Linked DNA regions of Homo sapiens: region 2 is linked to region 1. Evidence: read pairs that join two places in POLR2A ChIA-PET (ENCODE). Cell type or tissue: OCI-LY7. All regions are shown on one strand.

Evidence for each region. Peaks named below come from ENCODE experiments on the same cell type or tissue, not always from the same donor. Only the 100,000 strongest peaks of a DNase experiment are listed, where the experiment ranks them.
Region 2: POLR2A ChIA-PET joins it to region 1 with 6 read pairs; 3 of 35 experiments call an interaction of 5 or more read pairs at or near these places.

Annotation. Positions count from the first base shown.
Region 1 is chr9:93,481,147-93,485,146 of GRCh38, forward strand. All of the region lies in intron 3 of FAM120A (family with sequence similarity 120 member A), which reads left to right. Among named protein-coding and RNA genes, the nearest start is that of FAM120AOS, 30 kb to the left of the region's middle. RefSeq lists an enhancer at 1,379-1,879. In OCI-LY7, no CTCF peak of the experiment used is centred here; no DNase peak of the experiment used is centred here.
Region 2 is chr9:94,148,313-94,152,312 of GRCh38, forward strand. It overlaps the pseudogene LOC107987099. Among named protein-coding and RNA genes, the nearest start is that of MIRLET7A1HG, 16 kb to the right of the region's middle. In OCI-LY7, no CTCF peak of the experiment used is centred here; a DNase peak (open chromatin) is centred at 1,539; H3K4me3 peaks cover 1,104 bases; H3K27ac peaks cover 1,343 bases.

The sequences.
Region 1 (4,000 bases):
ATCAGAGGCGGCCTGCGGCTGTGGCAGTCCACCCTGGGCAGGGCCCCCTGGCTGTAGACATGTGCTAAGTGAGCAGTTTTTCAAAATGTGACTTTTGGGGTTTTAAAAATTGTATGATTTTGTGTCCTAACTGGTTACGGGAATTTTTTATTTTGGGTGGGCATTTTGTTGTTTTAATTTTTAAAAATGTTTTATAGATGTTTGCTGGCTTTATTTTTTTAAAAAAACATGTTTCTTGTTGCCTCTGGTTTTCTTGAATCTTGGGTTTTTAAACACTTTACAGAAGGCTTTTTGTCACTTGGGTGTTCTACATCCTATTGACCTCGTATTTGGGTATAATAACATTTAAGTTGGACCTGTTTAGTTTCAGGTCATTGTATTCATTTTAGTGGTTTTTGTGTTCCTTAACTTCATATTCAATTTCATATATTTTGAGTTTCCATCCATGCCAGTTGTTTGTGATGGCCAAGTATTCCCAACCACTGAGCCCTTCGAGCTCCTTTTGCCTCCTTGTCTGGGACACCCCAGCTTGCAGATTTTATATGGACTGATCCTTTCCTGAGACTTCACTACCAGCAGTTCTACTTTCTAGTTAGGTTTAGTCGGTTTTACTCTGTTTACACTGCAGTTCCCAGTCTTTTTGAAAGACCCCTTTTCTGCATGGTGAGCCTCCCCTAGAAGTACTTGTCCTCCCCCAGCCCTTTCTGACCCCATCAGCTGGTTATCCTAGGGCCAGGCTGGGTCCTGGGCCAGGCTGCACCCTCATTCATGGAACGCCATCTTCTCTGTATGATCCTCTCTTGGAGCTTCCCCTAAAGTACTCTTCTTGCTTTCTTCTACATCATCTTAGGAGCTCCCTCTAATTCCTAGCCCTGGCATTTCTTCCTTTTGATTTAAATGTCTTTGTGTATTTATCACCTTACCACTCTGATTCACTTATTTTGGTAATCTTTTACCAGCATTATCTTTCCCTGAGGCACCCGTATACCGGGGGCAATCTATCAGGCTGTATCAAGAAAACTTTTAGATTCACCTCCATTTTTTTTTTTTTTTTTTTGGGAGACGGAGTTTTGCTCCCTTGCCCAGGTTGGAGTGCAGTGGTGCGATCTCAGCTCACTGCAGCCTCTGCCTCCCGAGTTCAAGCAATTCTCCTGCCTCAGCCTACCTAGTAGCTGGGACTACAGGTACACGCTGTTGCCACATCCAGCTAATTTTTTGTATTTTAGTAGAGACGGGATTTCACCTTGTTGCCCAGGCTGGTGTCAAACCCCTGAGCTCACGCAATCCGCCTGCCTCAGCCTGCCAAAGTGCTAAGATTATAGGCGTGAGCCACTGTGCCTGGCCATTCACCTCGAATTTTTCCCAGGGGTATCTTTAACTATATTTTTTATATCTTATTGTCTTCAACCAGAAGTCATTGAGTGGTACTTTTAAAACATGTCCTTTAGGGCCAGCAGTTGGGTCTGGCTCTGAGAGAGTAGTGAGGAGGGTAGCATCAGGATCTCCAGGAGCAACGATGGTAGGGCCGTCAGTCTGGCCTTCTTATCGCAGGGACTGTGTCACCTCCAGGGTTGGAACACACAGCAGACCCCACAGTGGGCCAGTCTAGTAGACTGGCCCTTTGAGACAAAGAGGAACTGAACAGTCCTCTCTCTTGGGCTTCCCAGATGGACACCTGGGTGGCTGTTGCAGCTGCTGCCCAGCCTGTGGTCCTAGTGACCGCTGTGCATGGTGCCTGTCTCTGGACTAGGGCTAGAGGTCCCAGTAGGTCTCATGCAGTGCCTGGAGCCAGCTTTTGTCCGAGAAGAGCTGTAGCATTTCAGGCACTTTGAGGCTTCATTGTGTGTGGCATTTACCACGTAACCTTGCTGGAGCTAGGTCAGTGATCAGATGACTTGATCTTTCTGAAATCTTTTTTTAAAAAATTAAGTTGGGTATAAACTGTAAATAAATAGAAAGATGAACTTCGTTTATTTCTGACTTTCACCTATATTGTCATAGCAGGAGGGGGTAGTTCTGAATTCTGTGAACCCTCCAAAGAAGGAATTTCTCCTTACATGTTAGTGTTAATTGAAGTTCACTTCATATATTTTTTTCTTAATAAGTCGTTATATTATAATAGTTTAGTAAGAGCTAAGAAAAACTTCCTAAAATCTAAGTACTTATTTAGCTTTAGAAAATATAATATTAGGGGCCTGAAAGGTAAGTAAATTTAAAACATTCTTCTGTTTGTTTGTTTTTTTTTTAAACATAGTCTATTGGGGAAAAAAAGAGAGACAGGCAAGATGACGTAGTTTGACTGAACCCTCTGATTTTGTTAATCTTTGTAGTCTTCATATTTCTGTTGCATTTTTACTGTTTTAGATAGAAGCCTATGTTATCTTTTTAAAAATTCATTTTTATTATAAAAATAATAAGAAACAATTTAATCAGTACAGAAATATGTCATGTGAAAATGAAAGGTACTTATAATCCCACTTCTCGGAGATAACCACTTTAGACAGATTGATATTTGATCCTTCGAAGTGTAATAAAAATGTCTGTCTTGCTAGTGGTGCTCATCATTGTCACCATCATCATGCATGTGACATTAGCTAAATGTTCTTAATGGTTAATGTATACAGATTCATTGTACTGGATTTTAAGCTTTTAAGTCTTGAAAACCTGCATTTAATAAGAAATTTGTTATTTGCTCCTTTTAATTTATATGTGGAGTTGTTAAATGAAATAATTTAAAATACAAACTGAACTCAAAAGGATTTCTGCTTGTTCATATCTTCCAGTCTGTGTCCTCTATTGCCTGTTTGTTTTAAAATAAAACTGGAAAGCTTAGAATTCTGAGGAATCTGCTGGAATCTCTTGGGGCTCAAGAATAGTTTTTCTGTGTCTCTCTTTTTTTTTTTTTAAGAGACAGGGTCTTGCTCTGTTGCTCAGGCTGGATGGAGTGCAGTGGCTGTTCACAGGTGTGATCATGTGCAGTACAGACGCAAACTCCTGGGCTCAAGTGATTCTCCTTCTCCTGCCTCAGCCTCCCAAGTAGCTGGGACTACAGGTGTGCGCCACCACACCCAGCTTCTGTCTTTTATTCACAGATTAGGAGTAGGTCTCCAGTCATATTGCTGGGAAGAAAGGGATACAAGTTGTGGGAGGTTTATGCTCCTTCCTTGTTACAGGATTGCTTTTAGTTTGGCTCCTCCCATGGAGTGAGTGGGACTGCCAAGCAGGATTCTTCCTGATTGACCTGGAATGGACGACCCTGCCAGCAGGAGCAGGAACAGAGGCCAGCAAGGGAAAGACAAGACACAGTCTGAGTGGGATCTGAAAGATACCGTGTTGGTAGTGCTGGCACTTACGGTATCTCTGGGAGAGAACTAGAGTAGAGCAAGCAAAGAGAAGCTCAGCAATAGTGTCTTTGCTAACTGTGCTTTATTATTATTATTATTTTAAGACAGAGTCTTGCTCTGTCACCCAGGCTGGAGTGCAGTGGCATGATCTTGGCTTACTGCAACCTCTGCTTCTTGGGTTCAAGTGATTCTCCTGCCTCAGCCTCCCAAGTAGCTGGGACTACAGGCGTGTGCCACCACGCCTGGCTGATCTTTGTATTTTTAGTGGAGATGGGGTTTCGCCATGTTGGCCAGGCTGGTCTCGAGCTCCTGATCTCAGGTGATCCACCCGCCTCGGCCTCCCCAAAGTGCTGGGATTACAGGCATGAGCCACTGCGCCCGGCCTGCTGACTGTGCTTAGACCTAGAATGCTCTAGTTTTATTTTAAATAAGCAGCATAATGTCAGTCTTCAAAACGAGTGTGTAAACATTTTCTAGCTTACTTCCTACTCTGTGAGTTCAAAACGTCAGCCCTGTTTCTAACCAGGCTTTCTCCATCACTTTCTGCTTAGCATATTCACCTTCCTCTGAATGCCATGGTGACACGTGTGAATTAGTGCCATGTCCTAGTCCTAGTCCTATGTCTTCCCCCTCCACTCATGGCAGATCAGACACTG
Region 2 (4,000 bases), 670 kb after region 1:
TGAAGGGTTGTGAGAGGGCATCGGCAGGGGAGGACAGGCTTTTCCTTTAGGCTTAGAAGATCCATCAGGACCCACAGGGAGGAGCTACAGGAGGATGTACATTGTGGCCTAAGGTTGGAGAGAACTTTCTTACAGAACAGCTTGTTCAGTATGCGCTGGGGTAGGTAGGGCCATTTATTAGCACTTGCTAGGTGCCTTGTCACTGTGGTGGAAGACCAGAGAAGCAGAGCTGATGAGGGTTCAGATTTCACCCTTTAAGGAGAGATAGACCACACATATAATGGGAGACCCCACAGTGCAGGTCTGCAATGCACCGCAGGGGACAGGAAGGCCACAGGGGAGGCACTGCTGCATAGAATCTACGGTAGGACTGATGCTGATGGAGAGGGCAATCTAGGAAGAGACAGTGGCAGATAGCAAGGCCCGAGAAAGAGAGCCTAAGAAAGGAGGTGCTTAAGGGCCTGGCCCAGAGATCACGGAGGCTTGAGCATAAGGTGCTGTGGGAGACACCTGGGGCTTTAGGGTACCCACCCGAAGGGTAAGTAGGACATATTCCAGGAGGCCCTACACATCAAGCAAAGGGCTTTGCATTTTATCCTGTAAGCAGAGGGGAGCTAGTGACATATTTTAACCTGGAAAGGGTCATCATAACGTTGACTTCTGAAAGCACAATGTCACATGCTCTCATGGAAATTCTTTGTGTAACATTTCGCCAGCTGGACTGTAGGAATCATGACTGGTGTTGCCCCAGACCCTTTGGATATTTGTGGAAGGAAGGAAGGAAATCTAGAAGGAATAGGTTGCAGGCAGAGGAATCCTGAGGGGCTGGAGGGCAGGGAGAGAGGCAGGCGGTCATCACCTGGCTTTTGGGGGAGGGGTGCCATGAGGTGACTGCAGAGACAGGGGCAACAGCTCAGAAGCACCACACATTTGGATGGATCATTTTATTTGTCAACCTGGAATTTTCACTTATTTGTATGTTTATTTTTAAATCATATCAAAGAAATAGTGTAGAAAAGAGTTTATAATGAAAAGCAATGCTGCCATCCCACCCCTAGTCCCACTCTCCAGAGGCAATCTCTCCTAACTTTTTCTACCTCATTCTTCCTGCAGTCACCACCATAGCTCTGAGTATGTGTTTATCTCACCATTCTTCGCCCACTGGTTTTAGACGCTACTGGCATTTGCTGCCTCTCCGACGACTGAGCTTCTCGTGCACAGCTCCTTCCTCATCTTCCCTCCCTGAGCAGGTCCATGGCAACCTTAATTTCTCTATTGTGATTTTAAGTTAATGCACCAAGCAACTAGAGATAATGGCACCCTCTGAAGCTCCACTTTGTAAGGGAGGCGGTCCTTGTCCCCTGCCCTGCTCTCTGGCTTTCCTGCTCCCAGGTGACAGACACACAGGCTCCTCAGACTCCGGGAGCCCATAAGGAACCTGCAAAGGGCACAGGAAGTACACTGGAGGTCTTCGCAGAAATTTTGTTGAGCCTGGATTTGGGGGTTGGGCAGGTCATGCAGGTGCGGTCCCAAGAGGGTTGAGCAGAAGTAGCTGTGCGTCCTCACCCTGACAGAACACAGAGGATTGAGCAGAGGGACAGTGCTGGCTGGGATACTGGCTGCACCTGCGGCCTAGAAGGGCGGGAAAGAGCTTTGGACTGATTGAGTAGAGGCAGAGATTTGAGAAGGGAGGGAGGAAGAGGACTGGTGTGCCCAGCTCTGAAGGCAGACCCTCTGGGACATTTTCAGTGCTCTTCAGTTTTCTTTGAAAAGAAAAAAGGCCCAGATCCCAGGCGCAGGCCCATTCATCTTCCCTGGAGTATTCATTCTGCTGAATCCTGGAAAAGATTTATACACCAGCAGCATTCTGTAGTGAGTGTTATGCTGGAATTCAAACCCAGGTCCACCTCTTTTCAAGACAAGTTCTTTTCTCATTTCCGAGGCACCAGGGAAAAGAAATCACTTCCCTGCACTGGTTCTGTTGGGGCCAAAAGATCAGGAGATGATTGCCATTGAAAAGGTAGTTTGTTACTCAGAGTTCCCAAGAGGAGGGAGCCCCCCACCACGCAGGGCCACATGGGGAAGCCCCAGGGTTGATCAGGAAGCAAAAGGAATGGCAGGGAACTGTGGTCCAGGGCCTTTGCTGTGGTTTCCACAGGAAGAAATGGGGAGGGGAGGGTAAGCAGGCTAAAGACTGGCTAGTGTGAATCATTTCAGTGGGCTCTGAGGCATAGGAGCTGTGCCTTGCTCTCTGGTAATTAGGGCAGATGGACAGTGGCCTGCGTGTGAGAAGGTTGGATGGTTGGGGGTGTGGGATCTGGGTTGGTTGGTTTGCATCTGAAAAGCACAGTCCCAGGTGAGATCCTTTACTCTGTCTAGGAGTTGGCTAACCCTGGGAGGGCAGGCCCCAGGTGCCAAAACATCAAAATACAGAAAATAAAAGACACAGTGAGACCTGGTCCTTCGTTCTCTGCACTCCACTGGCATATCCAACTGTGCAGTCATTGACTGTGAGCATTTCTTACCACTGGACTGAGTTTCTGTGGAAGACAGAGTAGGTCCTAACCAAAACTCAATGGACTGAAGGAACGCAGATTCCAGTTTCACCTGATGGAGTTTGTAGTGACTTTCACAACAGATACTGGTAACAGGCCCACAGCAGGGCCAGCCTGGAAGTGTCATCGTGCAGGGTTCTCACAGTCACTTCCCTCTCCAGGTCTTGTCAGCCTTCCCCAGGGTGGAATGTGAGTTCTTTCCTCCTCCCAGATGGTGTTTTAGTGACCAGGAAGGGACATATTTCAACCTCCCCCAAAGATGAGGTGGCCTTTGGCCTCAGGAATTTGCCACAAACTCATGTGATCTCTGTGTTTTAGGACATTTATTTGAAGGGCAGGGGAACAAATGGATTGCAGGGAAACATCCTGGCTGAAAATATCCTGGAAAAGCTTAAGGAAGTACTTGAGACACTTCACACCGGGGAGCAAAACCAGCTCGCTCAGATGTGTGAAAAGCGTGGAAAAATCATGAATCTGGTATTAAATTATACTTTTTAAAATTTTCTTTTTGCCTAGCTGCCCAATCTGTCAAATTACTCGGTAAGCCTACATAGTTGAAACCAGATGTTTACTCAGGAGTATAGTAGAGGATTACTTTCCAAATCCACAGCCCAGTGCTAACTTTATTCTTGATTTGTAACGTGGAGCCCAGGGACGAATGTGTGTGTGTGTGCGGGGGGTGAGGGGGTGCATGTGTAGGGGGGGTGCATGTGTGTGTGCGCGCACACACACACATGCAGTATTCAGCCCTGCAGCCCACAGTGGGGTTGAAGGGGTCACATGTAGAAGGGCTCAAACAGGTACAGTGATTTATGAGATTTATGAGACTCCAGCCACCCTCAGTCATCTCGGAGAGAGGGTGCGGTAGGATGAGACTGGCGAACCGGCTATTCCTTCTGTTGCCTCCTGAATGGCTGGTGAGGAGGGACTCCTTTGGAGAGCTGAGTGTAATTCTGGCGTTTGGATGCTCAGCACACGTTTTCCGCACAGTGTGCCATATGAACCCTTGGTTGTTTCTGTGCAATGCTCTGTACATTGTACATTTCTACACACATATCTACAGTGTGCCTTGTACAAAACTAGATGTGTTCTACAAGACACTCCACATTCCCTTGCTAAGGGATCTTCAAAGGGAATTTTGAGGTAATTTTCCCCTTTGGCACTGACTTTAGGATGGATCCTTCTGTCAGATGGGATACCCCTTTAAAAGGCTTTAATTCTTTGCTGTTCACAAAGCACGTTTACAACCTTTAGCCTACTTGACTCCCCGAGCAACCCCGGAGGGGCAGGAGAAGGCAGAGTTTCCATGTTTCATAGATTAGGTAGCATCAGCCACCAGCCTTAGGGGCCTCATCTAGGTTGCTTCGTCTTTGCTCATTATCAGGTGTAAACTAAGTTGACAATTTTTTTTTCGAGACGGAGTCTCGCTCTGTCGCCCAGGCTGG